Regions from separate parts of the Homo sapiens genome. Here region 1 is linked to region 2. Evidence: read pairs that join two places in POLR2A ChIA-PET (ENCODE). Cell type or tissue: Caco-2. All regions are shown on one strand.

The links. Peaks named below come from ENCODE experiments on the same cell type or tissue, not always from the same donor. Only the 100,000 strongest peaks of a DNase experiment are listed, where the experiment ranks them.
Region 1: POLR2A ChIA-PET joins it to region 2 with 11 read pairs; 8 of 35 experiments call an interaction of 5 or more read pairs at or near these places.

The regions. Positions count from the first base shown.
Region 1 is chr15:41,687,031-41,695,030 of GRCh38, forward strand. All of the region lies in intron 2 of MGA (MAX dimerization protein MGA), which reads left to right. It overlaps MIR626 (microRNA 626), which reads left to right and starts at 4,555; the gene lies at 4,555-4,648. In Caco-2, no CTCF peak of the experiment used is centred here; no DNase peak of the experiment used is centred here.
Region 2 is chr15:41,618,710-41,626,709 of GRCh38, forward strand. It overlaps LOC105370791 (a long non-coding RNA gene), which reads right to left and starts at 2,746. Exons shown (of 4, transcript NR_188233.1): 1 at 2,358-2,746. It also overlaps a transcript of MGA not described here. RefSeq lists a silencer at 2,727-2,786. In Caco-2, no CTCF peak of the experiment used is centred here; DNase peaks (open chromatin) are centred at 2,492, 2,782 and 3,342; H3K4me3 peaks cover 2,826 bases.

The DNA.
Region 1 (8,000 bases), 68 kb after region 2:
GTTTTTTTTTTCATTATGTATTTGATAGAATTTATCAGTGAAGCCACAGAGTTTTCTTGTTGGCAGAATTCAAATCATGACTTCAAGTTCTTTGTTTTTTTCTATTTCATTGATTTTTCTCTCATCATTAACTCCTTTGTTCTACTTGTTTTTGGTTTAATTTGCCTTAGATTAGGGTTTGGTGGACTAAGACCCATGGATCATATGTGCCTACCGTTGGTTTTTACTTGGCTTGTAAGCTAAGAATGATTTTTAACAGTTTTCAGTGATTGGGGAAAAAAAATAGTTATTTGTGATGTGAAAATTAAAGTTCAAATTTCAGTGTCCTGTTTTTTGGAAGACAGTCATGCTTGTCTTTTGTATTTGTATTTTGTATTTGTATTTATTTTATTTTGTTTATGTATTGTCTGTAGCTTGAGTAGTTGCAGTAGAGACTGTATGGAATGCAAAGCCTAAAATTTTTACTGTTTAGCCCTTTACAGAAAAAAATGATCAACTCCTGTCTTAGATAATTGATTTTAGACTTTTTCATTTGTATGTATTTTAAACTATTCGTTTGACTCTTGAGCACTACTTTAGGTACATTCTACACATTTGGTATGTTGATAAGTTTGTTACTGATTTGTAGTTTGATTCCGTTGTTGTCAAAGAACATATGGCTTAAAACCTTTGGAAATTATCAAGGGTTTGCTTTATTGTCTAGGGTGTCATCTGTTTCTGATTGATACTTCATGTATACTTGAAAAGGATGTGTGTATTGTACAGTTGTTGGATATAATATTCTATAAAGGCTTATCAAGTAAGTTTGATTGATAGTGTTATTCAGTTCTTCTGTCCTGATTTTTTTAATGTCAGTTACTGAGAAAGATGGGTTAAAATCTCCCACCGTATTTGTGGATTTGTCTGTTTCTCTTTTTGGTACTATAGATTTTTGCTTCAAATACTTTGAAGCTAATATATGATTAGGTACATATACTTCTAGGGTTGTTTATGTTTTCTTGGTTAATTGAACTCAAAATTTTAATTATGTGCCTCTTTATCTCTGATAAAACTATTTTATTTTGAGATGGAACCTCGCTCTGTCACTGAGGCTGGAGTGCAGTGGTGCGATGTTGGCTCACTGCAACATCTGCCTCCCGGGTTCAAGCGATTCTCCTGCCTCAGCTTCCCAAGTAGCTGTGATTACTGGCACACACTGCCATGCCAACCTAATTTTTTGTATTTTAGTAGAGATGGGGTTTCACTGTGTTGCCCAGGCTGGTCTTGAACTCCTGAGCTCAGGTGATCCACCTGCCTACCAGAGTGCTGAGATTATAGACATGAGCCACCGTGCCCAGCCTAAAACTCCTTATTTTAAAGTCTACTTTGTTTGATGTTATTGAGCCATATTGGTTTCCTTCTAATAAGTTTTTGCATGGTTTATCTTTTTCCCTCCTTGTACTTTAATTCTTCTTCCTTGAATTTACATTGCGACTCTTTTAAATAGCTGATAGTTGGACTTGTTTCTTTATCCACTGTTTTAACCTTTGGCTTTTAATTGGACTGTTTTGTTCATTTACATTTAATGCCATTACTTATGTAGCTGAGTTTTAACCATGTCATCTTGCTATTTCCTGCTTCTCTTATCTGTTTATCTTTCCCTGTTTTTGTGTGGATTGAGCTTTTCAAATTCCATTTATATAAAAATTACCTCTTTGTAATTTTTTTAGTGGTTGCATTTGTCTACTCAGGCTGCCATAACAAAATATCGTAGATTGGCTGGCTTAAGCAACAGAAGTTTTATTTTTTTCACAGTTCTGGAGGCTAGAAAGTCCAAGATCAAAGTTCTGGCAGGGTTTGGTTTCTCATGTCTCATCTTGGCTTGTATACATATATAGCTGCTTTCTTATTATGTCCACACATGGGGGGAGCGGGGGATGTCTCTCTTCCTCTTCTTATAAGCCCACCATCCTGTTGGATTAGAGTCCTACCCTTAAAACCTCTTTTAACCCTAATTTTCTCCTAAAGCCCTGTTTGGGCTTCCACATACAAATTTGGTGGGGGACACAATTCAGTATATAGCAGTGTTATATGGATTACAATGTGCATCCTTAATTTATTGAATATAATTTGAATAATGAACTGCTAATGCACTTATATTTGATGTCCTTCTATGTGATATAAGCCTCTAAACCTTGTTACTTTATTTGCTTTAAACAGTCAGTAGTTGGTGTGTACCCTCTCCCTCTCTCTGTGGCTCGCTCTCATCCTCTCTTGCCTTCCCTTACCCTCTCTCCCTCTTCCTTTCTCTCCCTACCTCTCTCCCTCTCTTCTCCCTCCTCCTTCCTCCCTTCCTTTCTCCCTTTCTCCTTCTCTCCTTTTCTTTCTCTCTCCCTCTCTTTCTCCTCTTTCCCTCTCTCCTTCTCTCCTTAAAAATAAAAAAAGTCAGTAGTCATTTAAATAATATAAGAAAAGTCTTTTATATTTACGTATTTATTTATTTGTTTTCATCTGTTTCTGGATCTGTGTTTATTTTGGTTCATTTTCTTTTTCTTTTTTTTTTTTCTTTTTTTTGAGATAGAGTCTCACTCTGTCACCCAGGCTGGAGTGCAGTGATGTGATCTCAGCTCACTGCAACCTCTGCCTACCAGGTTCAGGTGATTTTCCTGCTTTAGCCTCCTGAGTAGCTGGGACTACAGGTATGCACCACCACACCCGACTAATTTTTGTATTTTTAGTAGAGACAGGGTTTTGCCATGTAGGCCAGGCTGGTCTTGAACTCCTGGCCTCAAGTGATCTGTCCACCTCAGCCTCAGCCACCACACCTGGCCCATATTGTTTCATTTTCTAACAGTCTGAAGAACTTCCTTTAATAGTTATTTTTTAAAAACTTTAAAAATTGAGATATAATTCACATACAATAAAATCTACATAAAATTCACCTACCAACTGAAAGTGTAGAGTTCAATGGTTTTTAATATATTCACAGGATTGCACAACCGTTACTTCAGTGCTGCAGTCAGTTTTAGGACATTACCAGCACCCCAGAAAGAAAACCCATTAAAAGTAACTTCCCATTTTCCCTCAACCACTCCCCAGCTCCACCCAATCCAACACAACCACCTGTCTCTGTCTCTGTAGATTTGCCTATTTTGGATATTTTATATAAATGGAATCATTTAATATGTGGTCTTTTGTGCCTGGCTTGTTTTACTTAGCTTGATGTTTTTAAGGTTCATCCATGTGTAGCATGTATCTGTACTTCGTTTCTTTTTATTGTCAAATAATATTGTGTGGACATTACCACATTTTTTTTATTCATCAGTTGGACAGTAAGGTTTTTAGTTTTTGGCTGTTACGAATAATGTTGCTGTGAACATTTGTATACAAGTCTTTGCGTGAACACAGTTTTTTGGTGTTGAAAAGACCATTCTTTCCTCTCTTGAATTGTCTTGGCACCTTGGCAATTGAATCAGTTGACATAAATGTGGGCATTTATTTCTGGACTCTCAATTCTGTTAGTTGATCTGTATATCTAGTCTTAATGTCAATATCACACTGTTGACTGGGCACGGTGGATCATGCTTAAAATCTCAGCACTTTGGGAGGCCAAGGCAGTAGGATAGCTTGAGCCCAGGAGTTTGAGACCAGCCTGGTCAACATGGTGAAACCCTGTCTCTACTAAAGAGAACCTGTCTCTACAAAAAAATAAAAATAATAGCTGAGTGGTGTGGTGGTATGTGTCTGTAGTCCCAGCTACTCGAGAGGCTAAAGTGGGAGGATCACTTGTTTCCAGGAATTTGAGGTTGCAGTGAGGTATGATTGCACCATTGCACTCTAGCCTAGGTGACACAGTGGGACCTTGTCTCAAAACCAAACCAAACTAATAGACACACTGTCTTAATTACTGTAGCTTTGTACTAAGCTGAAACCTGGAAGTGTGAGTCCTCTGAGAACTTTGTTTCTAATTTTCAAGATTGCTTTGTTTTTTTTTTTTTTTTTTGGTGGCTCCCTTGCATTTTCTTGTGAATTTTAGGGTCAGTTTGTCCCTTTCTGAAAAAAAAAATCACAGATGGAGTTTTGGTAGATACTGCATTGAATTTGTAGATCACTTTAGGGATTATTGCTGTTTTACCAATATGAAATATTTTTTGTCCATAAACGTGGGATATTTTTCTATTTATTTTGGTCTTTAATTTGTTTCAACAGTGTTTTATAGTTTTCCATGTATAAGTCTTAAACTTCTTTTGTTAAATTTATTCCTAAATATTTTATTCTTGTTGATGCTATTGTAAAATGGAATTACTTCCTCATTTCACTTTTGACATTCATTGCTAGTTTGTAGAAAAACAATTTGTGTGTGTGTGTGTCTTGGATCCTGGAATCTTGCTAAACTGATTTATTAGTTCTAATAGTTTTTTAGTGGATTCTTTAGTATTTTCCATATACAAGATCATTTACCTGTGAATAGAGATAGTTTTGCTTTTTCCTCTACAATCTGGATGCCTTTTATTTCTTTTTCTTGCCTAATCATCCTGATAGAATCTCTAGTACAAGTAAGTAGACGTGGCAAGAACTGATATATTTGTCTTATTTGAGAGCTGAGGAGTATTTTTATGCAATCTGAATGATCTCAGCTGTCTGAAAATGTCTTCAATTTTAAAGGCTTCTTTTGGTAGGTATAGAACATTAGTTTTTCTTTCAACACTTCATGATTGGCGGTAAAGTATATTGTCTTCTGACTTACATAGTTTCCATTGAGTCACTAGTCAGTCTGTTGTTCTCTTTGTTGTTCCTCCAGTGTAATGTCTGTTTTTCCCTCTGCTGCTTTCAGTATTTTTCTCTTCATCTTTCATTTTCAGCAGCCTGACCTTGATGTGCCTAGATATGACTTTTTTTTTTTCCTTCTATTCGTCCCCATTGTTGCTTACTGAGCTTCTTGGATCTGTGGGTTAAAATCTTTTGCTTTTGGAAGATTTTTGTTCATTTTCTCTTCAAGTATTTCTTCACTTTGTTTCTCTTGTCTTTTTGGCAGGGCAGTTACTAGTATGTTAGATCATTTTATGTTGTCCCAGAGATCTCTGACACTTTTTTGTTTTGTTTTGTTTTGTTTGTTTCTCTGTCCTTCAGTCTAGGTGATTTCAAGTGGCTTCCTATTTTAGTAAATTTCAGCTCACCTCTCGTTTCAGCTGTGTCAAGGGAGGAGTGGTTGGTCTCCTATCCCTGGCAGGACCTTAGGACCTAAGCATTGGTAGACTACATGTTCTCTTATTTCCAGGCCAGCCTTTCTGCGGCACTGCTGTTTGTTCTGCAGAAGTCCTCTGGAGGGGGTGGTAATTGGACAGCAGTGAGGACTAGTTTCCTATTTGGGGTCCTCGAGATTCTGCCCATGCTCGGGCATTAAAAGTTGGTTTCTCTGTGTTTTTGCAAAGATCCTTTGCCTATAGTTGCTTTTTTCTCTCCTTACTGTATCTTCACACAGTGCAAATGCTGCTTAGGGTTGAAAGCAGTAGCTATCTCCGGTCACCTAGAGAAGGCTGATCTTCTTCTGTAATTCACTTCATTTAGGCTTATTTATGTCTAGAGGTCTTCAGTATCTTGTAAGAAAAATAATTTAGTGTTTTCTCATGGTTATGGCAAAAGTGATGATATTTTGTGATCTTCCACATTCTAACTGGAGGTGGAAATCTTCCATTGGAGGATTTCCTTTTTCTTTTTTTGAGACGGAGTCTCACTCTGTCACCCAGGCTGGAGTGCAGTGGTGCGATCTTGGCTCACTGCAACCTCTGCCTCCTGGTTTCAAGCGATTTTCCAGCCTCAGCCTCCCGAGTAGCTGGGATTACAGGTGTGTGCCACTGCATCCAGCTAATGTTTTGTATTTTTAGTAGAGACGGGGTTTTACCATGTTGAACTCCTGACCTCAGGTAGTCCACCTGCATCAGCCTCCCAAAGTGCTAGGATTATAGGCGTGAGCCACTGCGCCCAGCCAATTTTTTAAAAAATATTTTAGTACAGATGAGGTTTCACCATGTTGCCCCCAGAGTGGTCTCAAACTCCTGAGCTCAGGCAGTCTGCCTGCCTCGGCCTCCCAAAGTGTTAGGATTACAGGCACGAGCCACCACACCCGGCTTCTATTGGAGGATTTTCTTTTTTTTATTATTATTATACTTGAAGTTTTAGGGTACATGTGCACAATGTGCAGGTTAGTTACATATGTATACATGTGCCATGCTGGTGCACTGCACCCACTAACTCGTCATCTAGCATTAGGTATATCTCCCAATGCTATCCCTCCCCCCTCCCCCCACCCCACAACAGTCCCCAAAGTGTGATGTTCCCCTTTCTGTGTCCATGCGTTCTCATTGTTCAATTCCCACCTATGAGTGAGAATATGCGGTGTTTGGTTTTTCGTTCTTGTGATAGTTTACTGAGAATGATGATGGAGGATTTTCAAGTAAGGTTAAAATCTTAAGTAGAAATTGTGCAAGGAACAAGTAACTACACATTCATGTAATGGTTGCTTGTGCCTATTTTAAGTTTTATAAAGTTTTATGAAGACACTGGGTTAGCAAGTAGTGAAAAAAATAGTACTTCATTAATGATGGCTTGGTGTTGAAAATGTATTTTATTGGACTGAGACACTAATGTAATATTTTCTGTGTGATTGGATCCTATGGAGTATACTGCAGGTTATTGTTTAAGATGAGGCTGAAATGGCTGAGGATAAATTATATTGGGCTTAGAAAAGCATCCCAGATATTTATACTTTTTTCTTTAGTTTCAGAAGCCTTTGAAATGCTTTTGGACAGGCAAGTAACGTCAATATAGTTCAATATTTTAGGAAGATAAATTCAGTAATAAAAGTAATGGATGTGAAAGTGTCTCGATTATTGGGGATATTTAATTTTATTGCCTTTTCTTGTGATTTTGCCCCTCAAATCACTGCCTTGCAGTGATTTCTGCAAGAAATCTAAGAAAATATTTCTTAGATTTTAAGAAATATTCTGGGGGGAAAAAACTGTTTAGTGTAACTTTTCTAGTTCTAAGTGGAGGAGGGTCAGTCTGCTCTGAGCTATTTCACACTATTAATGGAAACCTACCTACCTAACTTTTTAAAAAGTGACTGGGCCGGGCGTGGTGGCTCACACCTGTAATCCCAACACTTTGGGAGGCTGAGGTGGGCGGATCACGAGGTTAGGAGTTCGAGACCAGCCTGGCCAACATGGTAAAACCCTATCTCTACTAAAAATACAAAAATTAGCCGGGCGTGTTGGTGCATGCCTATAATCACAGCTGTTCGGGAGGCCAAGGCAGGAGAATTGTTTGAACCTTGGAGGTGGAGGTTGCCACTGTACTCCAGCCTGGGTGACAGAGCAAGACCCCATCTCAGGGAAAAAAAAAGTGACTGATCAGAAGAAAATATTTTAGTTGTGTAAATGCTGTTTTCTTATTTTTGAAATTTTAAATTTTTTGTTTATTTATTTTAGAGGAGGCATCCTGCTCTGTTGCCCAGGCTTTTTTTCTTTTTTTTTTTTGAGACGGAGTCTTGCTCAGTTGCCCAGGCTGGAGTGCAGTGGCACGATCTCGGCTCACTGCAAGCTCCGCCTCCCAGGTTCACACCATTCTCCTGCCTCAGCCTCCCGAGTAGCTGGGACTACAGGCGCCCGCCACCACGCCCAGCTGATTTTTTGTATTTTTAGCACCGTGTTAGCCAGGATGGTCTTGATCTCCTGACCTCGTGATCCACCTGCCTCGGCCTCCCAAAGCACTGGGATTACAGGCGTGAGCCACTGCGCCCGGCTCCAGGGTTTAATTCAGTGGTGCAATTGTAGCTCACTGCAGCCTCGAACTCCTGGGCACAAGCAGTCCTGGCACCTCAGTCTTCTGAATAGCTGGTACTACAGGCGTGTGCCACCATGCCTGGCTATAAATGCTGTTTTCAGTCATAGGCTTTGAACTATTTAAAAAAAAATGCCCACAATCCTTTGTTACATGTTATTTGTTAGTGAATATATATAGTG
Region 2 (8,000 bases):
AAAATGAAATGAAGGTGGGAGACAATGTAAATATATATACCAACAGATGGGCAGTAGTCACCAAGGATTCCAAAAAAGATCTGTGGTACACGAATCTGTTAGTGTTCCTCTAGCACTGTCTAGGGGAGAAACAGAATAGTGGAGAAAAAAGATTCAACAATGTGCTGTATTGCACAGAGTACAGGGTGCTAGTTTGAATGCAACCTTACCACTAACGAGCACTCACATTCATAGAGTTCATCATATTTATCAGGGATTATGACAGGTGTTCTAAATATTTTGATCTGAGAATCATTATGACAATCCAAAGACAATCCAGGCCGGGCGTGGTAGCTCATGCCTGTAATCCCAACTACTTGGGAAGCTGACAAAGGAGAATCCCTTGAACCCGGGAGTCGGAGGTTGCAGTGAGCTGTGACTGCGCCATTGCACTCCAGCCTGGGCAACCAGAGTGAAACTCCATCTCAAAACACACACACACACACACACACACACACACACACACACACAAGCCAGGTACAGTGGCTCACGCTTGTAATCCCAGCACTTTGGGAGGCCGAGGCGGGCGGATCATGAGGTCAGGAGTTCGAGACCAGCCTGGCCAACATGGTGAAACCCTGTCTCTACTAAAAATAAAAATTAGCCAGGCGACGTGGTGTGCGCCTGTAATCCCAGCTACTCTGGAGGCTGAGGCAGGAGAATTGTTTGAACCCAGGAGGCGGAGGTTGCAGTGAGACGAGATTGCACCATTGCACTCCAGCCTGGGCAAGAGAGTGAGACTCTGTCTAAAAAGCAAACAAACAAACAAAAAAACAAAAAAACAAAAAAACAAAGACAATCCAAACTGGCCTCAATTTGCAGTCAAAGGAACTGAAAATCAAAAAGTTCAAAAACGGGCAGGCGTGGTGGCTCACGCCAGTAATCCCAGCATTTTGGGAAGCCTAGGCAGGCAGATCACCTGAGGTCGGAAGTTCGAGACCATCCTGGCCAATATGGTGAATGAAACCCCATCTCTACTAAAAATACAAAAATTGCCAGGCATGGTAGCAGGCGCCTATAATCCCAGCTACTCAGGAGGATGAGACACCAGAATCGCCTGAACCCGGGAGATGGAGGTTGCAGTGAGCTGAGATCACGCCTTTGTAATCTAGCCTGGGCAACAGAGACTCGGTCTCAAAAAAAAAAAAAAAAAAAAAAAGTTCAAAAACCTGTTCACCACAATCAGAGTGCAGGAAGAAAAAGAGCTGCAAGTTGACATGGATCTGTCTGACTTCAAACCTTGGGTTCTTTCCACTATAGCCAATAGGTCCCAAACCCAGTTGTGCATAACAATTACCTGAAGAACGTGTTAAGATATATTTTTCCAGATTCCCACTCAAGACTGACTCAGAAAATGATACTACTAGTATAGCACTTTTCTCTGAGTTGTTGTAAGGATTATATATAATGAAGAATATTGGAATGTTTTATAAACTTCAAGTGTAACATCATATGCTTACAATTTAATGCTTTTTATTACGTATGATCATCTAATACCCTTTCTTTTGGTTTTCTAGTCAGGGAATAATTTTCTGATAATTAGGCTTATGGAGTACCTTGAAATTAGAAAAGGGTGCCCCAAACTATATTTTGGCTTGATAACCACATTATAAATGAATACATTTAATTTTTAATCTATAAATAAGAGCTCTTGAGCTTGACCATCGCTAGTCAAGTTCTTCAAGCTTAATCATCTCTTTAAGAATTGATGAAATCGTTCTAAAATCCGGCAAAGCTGAAGAATGGAGTTCAAAGCAGAAAAGGTGTGAATTGTTTTAAGTGGGGATTTCATTAGGTTTTGGCCTGAAGGGCAGTTTGTGAATATGTTACAAAGTTAATTGGTTCTGATGCATGACCACTTTTTCTGAGTTAGGAGACGGTGTTTTTTTTTTTTTCTCGTTTCCAATATACCATATTTCGTACGAGGTGGAACCAGCAACTGTGATAGACATGTCCCCGCCTCCTTTAAAACGCCTCTTGCTCTTACCACCCCTACTTTCCCCAACAGTAGCAATAAGTTTAGCAAGAAAGGTCTCATCTTCTATCCCAAGGGAAATTCTAAGTGCCATTTCCACCCTCAAGTGGGGCTCCTGGTAAGTTGCATTTAAATTAGCATTCTTTTTCACTGGCCAGGAAAGGGCTGCAGTTCATTTGCAGGCAAATACCCTTGCTGTTTTTTTTTTTTTTCCTGAATCTTTACAAAGTCACTCAGCAGGCACACACTAAACGCTTGCTCCGTGGAGAAAGGTTAAACGGTTTCCCCAAGACCACACAGATCAAACAAGTGGGAGAGGAGGGGCTGAAAGTGCCTGGTATACCTCGCCACACTCCCATAATTACCCAAACCGTCTCATTCCAAGCCCAAGGACCGGGCTTTCAAGGGGACACGAAAGGAACGCCCGGGAGGTGAGCGCCAGGAGATCGGGAGAGGTGCCTTTCCCGGCATGCTCTGCAGCACACCGAGGGGCGCCAGGCGTATCCCGGCGTGCATCGGGGAGCGCCCAAGGGCGATGGTTCCCGGCTCCTGGAGAGGCGTGCGAAGTTAAGCCGGTAGGTGCGAGCTTCCTTAGCTTTGAGCCTCTGGTTTCTCGTTTCCTCTTTATGGGTTTAAATCCATAACGGCAGAAAAGGATGGCCCTCTAACTACCCTCCCTCTCCGCGTGCGAACGACTCGGCGCCGCTTCGAGCTCGGTGCCAGGTGATTAGCGGGTAGGGGCGGGCTTGCGACCAGCACGTGACCCGAACTGGCAGCCAATGACTAGCCGGGTGGTCCAGCAGCGCGAGGATTCCGGGACCCGCGAGCGGAGCGGCGCGTGGGTCGGTTGCGGTCGGCCCCGGCAGGTATGCGCAGGCGCCTTGCTTGCCACGCGCTACGCCCGTCCCCACGCGCCTGGTGGCGTGTTCTTGGCGCGAAGTGTTAAGAGTCTGGGTGTTTTTGTGCGTTGGGGGGAAGGAGAGGGTGGCGGGGGCGGGGGGGCGCTGAGGCGTCACGTGGACGCCACAGCCAATCTCAGGCCGAGGCGCACCCACAGCTTTCCCCGGCGCCCCGGGGTGCGACGTGTTCACTGAGGTTCGACCGGGCCCTGACGGCCTGAGCGGTCTTTCGAAGCGCGTGTGCGGCCTGTAAATTCTGGCCGCGGCTTTTCGTGGCGTCCTGCTCCGCGGTGAGCACAGACGACAAGTTCTCAGCAAAATGGCTGCTGGAAAGAGTCGCCAAGCAGGGGGAGTGCTGGGGCCGCGTGAAGGTCACATGACGAGGTTGGCAGCGCGTGCTGCTGGCGCGGGGTAGGGGGAGGGTGGGGGGCGTGGCGGGTCACGTGCCTTCGACTGCGCCGGCCTGTGGTTTTCCAGCGTCTTTGCTGCGGTCGGATTGCCTGTTTTTACTCCTCCCACATCGAAGCGTGGCAAGCGTCGGTGAGAAGCTGTGTGGTGTACTGGGATGAGCCGAGATCTGGGAATTCGGAGGCCTGGGGTCCAGGCCTTTGGCTAGTTTCATCTTGCCACCCTCGGCTTCCATTTCTCATTCAGCTCGGTAGAGGAGATCACCTTTTAAGGTCCCTCATACGGCCTCTGACTTCCTCACCTCAATTTCATGCAGATAAAATAATTTAACAAATTCTTAAAAATTATAATGAGACAACCGCCACCCCGCCAAAAAAAACCCCACAGCCACTCCCCTCTCAATCATTACAATGATGTGGGAAACCTGGTGGAGGTAATTTGTTATAATATTCTGGGCATGTCTGTCTATCTTTATCATTCCCATTTATACTTTATAGGGGCCCACGACCTCATTCGAAAAATATTGTCTTTTAGACATCTAATCCCTATGTATTTTCTGGGAGGAAATCAAAAGGTAACTACTATTGTCATAACTGCGGAGATGGGGAAATAGTATTTAAAAGGGAAATGCTGATCCCCCATAACGCTGCCTAGAAGGGCCTAGAAGTCTTCGTTTCCACTTGGTGGGCTATCTTTGTAAAATTTTAGAGACCTGGTACCCACCAGCCTTTGGTATTTTTCTTGGTCTCTCCTCCCAGTTCTAGCTCGTCATTTCACCAAAGAAGGGTCAAGCCATTGGTGAAGAAAAGTATAAATTGTATGTTTTCCATACCACTGCTTATGTTTTATTATACCTTTTGATTTATCTTAAAAAGAGTCTTCGAATTTTGTGCGAACACATCTGGAAAACATTTATTGAGCAATCATAATAGCTGTCACTTTTGAGTAATTATAATAGTTATCTTTCTGGCTTGGTGTTCTAAATACTTTCTACTGTATTTAATTCATTTAGTTCTCATAACAAACCTACGAGGTAAGTACTGTTATCTCCGTTTTACCACTGAGGAAAATAGCAACAGAGAGATATGGCTGGCAGTTTTACATGATTCCAACCAGATTTCCTTTTGAAAATTTGCCAAATGGTTTTAAAATTCATTTGAAAAAGTAAACCTAGAAATTAAGAAACTTCTTGGAAGAGAAGAATGAGGAAAGGACTTGTACTAGAGAATATACAAATAAAGCTATGATAATCAAAATATAAGTAGCAACCCTGGAACACAAGAGTAGTGAAACAGAATAATCTAGAAATATATAAGGTTAGTGTTATAAAGATGGTATTTTATATGAGTAGGGAAGGTGTTCCAAAATTATATTGGAACAATCAACTGTTTGGAGAAAAAATGGGATTTCTACCTTAAAATTTAAATAAAATTGCCGGGTGTGGTGGCTCACGCCTGTAATCCCAGCACTTTGGGAGGCGGAGGCGGGTGGATCACCTGAGGTCGGGAGTTCGAGACTAGCCTGACCAACATGGAAAAACCCCGTCTCGACTAAAAATACAAAATTAGCCGGGTGTGGCGATGCATGCCTGTAATCATAGCCACTTGGGATGCTTGAACCGGGGAGGCGGAGGTTGCGGTGAGTGGAGATCGCGCCATTGCACTCCAGCCTGGGCAACAAGAGCGAAACTCCGTCTCCAAAAAAAAAAAAAGAATCTAGGTGAATTATTTATATATATATATATATTTTTTTTTTTTTTTTGAGAGGGAGTTTCGGGCTTGTCCCCCAGGCTGGAGTGCAGTGGTGCTCACCACAACCTCTGCCTTCTGGGTTCAAGCAATTCTCCTGCCTCAGACTCCCGAGTAGCTGGGATTACAGGTGTCTCCCACTACACCTGGCTAATTTTTGTAATTTTAGTTGAGGCGGGGTTTCACCGTGTTGGCCATGCTGGTCTGGAATTCCTGACCTCAGGTGATCCTCCAGCCTTGGCCTTCTGAAGTGCTAGGATTATAGGCGTGAGCCACCGAGCCCAGCAAATTAAATTTTTTTTTTTTTTGAGGGTCTCACTCTGTGGCCCAGGCTGGAGTGCAGTGGCATGATCTCGGCTTACTGCAACCTCTGCTTCTTGGATTCAAGCAGTTCTCCTGCCTCAGCCTCCCAAGTAGCTGGGATTATAGGTGCAGGCCACCACACCCAGGTAATTTTTGTATTTTTTTTTTTTTAATTTTATTTTTTGAGATGGAGTCCTGCTCTGTCGCCCAGGCTGGAGTACAGTGGTGCGATCTCAGCTCACTGCAACTTCCGCATCCCAGTTTCAAGTGATTCTTCTGCCTCAGCCTCTCAAGTAGCTGGGACTACAGGCAGACTATGCCGCCGCCACCACGCCTAGCTAATTTTTGTATTTTTAGTAGAGATAGGGTCCAGGTAGCTGGGACTACAGGCAGAGTATGCCTGCCACCACACCTAGCTAATTTTTGTATTTTTAGTAGAGACGGGGTTTCACTATATTGGCCAGGCTGGTCTCGAGCTGCTGACCTCATGATCTGCCCGCCTTGGCCTCCCAAAGTGCTCGGTGGGTGGCGTGAGCCACCGCACCTGGCTGATAATTTTTGTATTTTTAGTAGAGACGGGGTTTCACCATGTTGGCCAGGCTGGTCTGGAACTCCTCACTTCAGGTTTTCTTCCCATCTCGGCCTCCTAAAGTGCTGGGATTACAGGAGTGAGCCACTGCTCCTGGCCCAAATTAAATATTAAAATATAAAACGTGAAATCAGAAAATTACTACTTTAAAAAACTGGGAAAACAGTTTTCCAGTCTTGAAATAGAATGAGGCCAGGCACGTGGCTCATGTCTATAATCCCAGCACTTTGGGAGGCCCAGGTGGGAGGATTGCTCAAACCCAGGAATTCAAGACCAGCCTGGGTAACAGAGTGAGACCCCATCTGTACAAAAAAATTTCAGAATTAGCTTGGTGTGGTGGCACATCCCTGTTGTCACAGCTACTCAGGAGGCTGAGATGGGAAGATCACTTGACCTCAGGAGTTCGAGGCTGCAATGAGCTGTGACGTGTCACTGCACTCCAGATTGGCCAACAGAGTGAGACCCAGGCTCAACAAAAGAGAAAGGAGCTGTTCTACTAAGCATGACTGTCGAGGCAAATCCATAAAGACAAAGATGACAAAGATTGATACAGTTATTACAAAAAACATCTGTCTAGTTGGCAGAAACATGATAAAGTTAAAAGACAAATTTATTTATTTAGTATTCATTTGTATTTATTGAGTGTTTACTATGTGCCAGCCAATTTTTTTAAGTTTAGGAGATCCAGTAATCAGCAAAGCCTGGCAAATTGTGAGAAAAAAAAAATTGAACAAGGCTGATACAGGAGGATTCCTTGAGGCCGGGAGTTTTTTTTTTTTTTGAATCTTTACAAAGTCACTCAGCAGGCACACACTAAACGCTTGCTCCTTGGAGAGTGTTTGAGACCAGCCTGGTCAACACAGCAAAACCTTGTCTCTACGAGAAATACAAAAATCAGCTTGGTGTGGTGGCACATGCCTATAGTCCTAGCTACTCAGGAGGCTGAGGCAGGAGAATCACTTGAACCCAGAAGGTCAAGGCTACAGTGAGCCATGATTGTGCCACTGCACTCCAGCCTGGGCGACAGAGTGTGTGTCCCAAAAAATAAATAAATAAAAATAAAAATAAATAAATACGGTGCCTTTATAGAGGGGGGTACTTTGTACCTGGTAAACATGATATAGATCTCTATTAATGACTTGGAAAGCATGTGATAAGTGAACAAAGCAGATTACAAAATTATGTGATCACATTTTTGTAGAAATATACCTGTATATATCCCTTTATAGTACTTCTCCCTTATCCATGGTTTCAGTTTCAGTTATCTGCTGTCAACTGTGGTCTGAAAATATTTTGAGAGATCACATTTACATAACTTTTATTATAGTATATTGTAATATTTTATTAGTTTTTAATCTCTCACTGTGCCTAATTTATAAATTAAACTTTATTATAGGTAAGTATGTAAGTATAGGAAAAAACACTGTGTATAGGGTTCAATACTTTCCTAGGTTTTAGACATACACTGGGGGATCTTGGAATGTATCCTGTGGGGATAAGAGGAGAATTACTGTATATAGAAGTCTAAAAAGATAAATATCAAACGTAAGCTAATGGTGACATTTTTAAGCAGTAGGATTTTGGATGAATTGGATTAGAAAAAACTATTTTCCTCTTTTTTTTTTTTTTTTGACAAGTGGTCTTTCCATGTTGCACAGGCTGGTCTCAAACTACTGGGCTCAAGGGATCTTCTTGTCTTAGCCTCCCAAGTAGCTGTGACTGCAGCTGCACACTTGACTCTAAAAAAACTTTTTTTTTTAAAATTTTTTTAGACGGAGTTTTACTCTTGTTGCCCAGGCTAGAGTGCAATGGTGCTATCTCACCTCACTGCAATCTCTGCCTCCCGGGTTCAAGTGATTCTCCTGCCTCAGCCTCCTGAGTAGCTAGGATTACAGGCATGCGCCATCACGCCCGGCTAATTTTTGTATTTTTAGTAGAAACGGACTTTCTCCACATTGGTCAGGCTGGTCTTGAACTCCCGACCTCAGGAGATCCACCCGCCTTGGCTTCCCAAAGTGCTGGGATTACAGGCGTGAGCC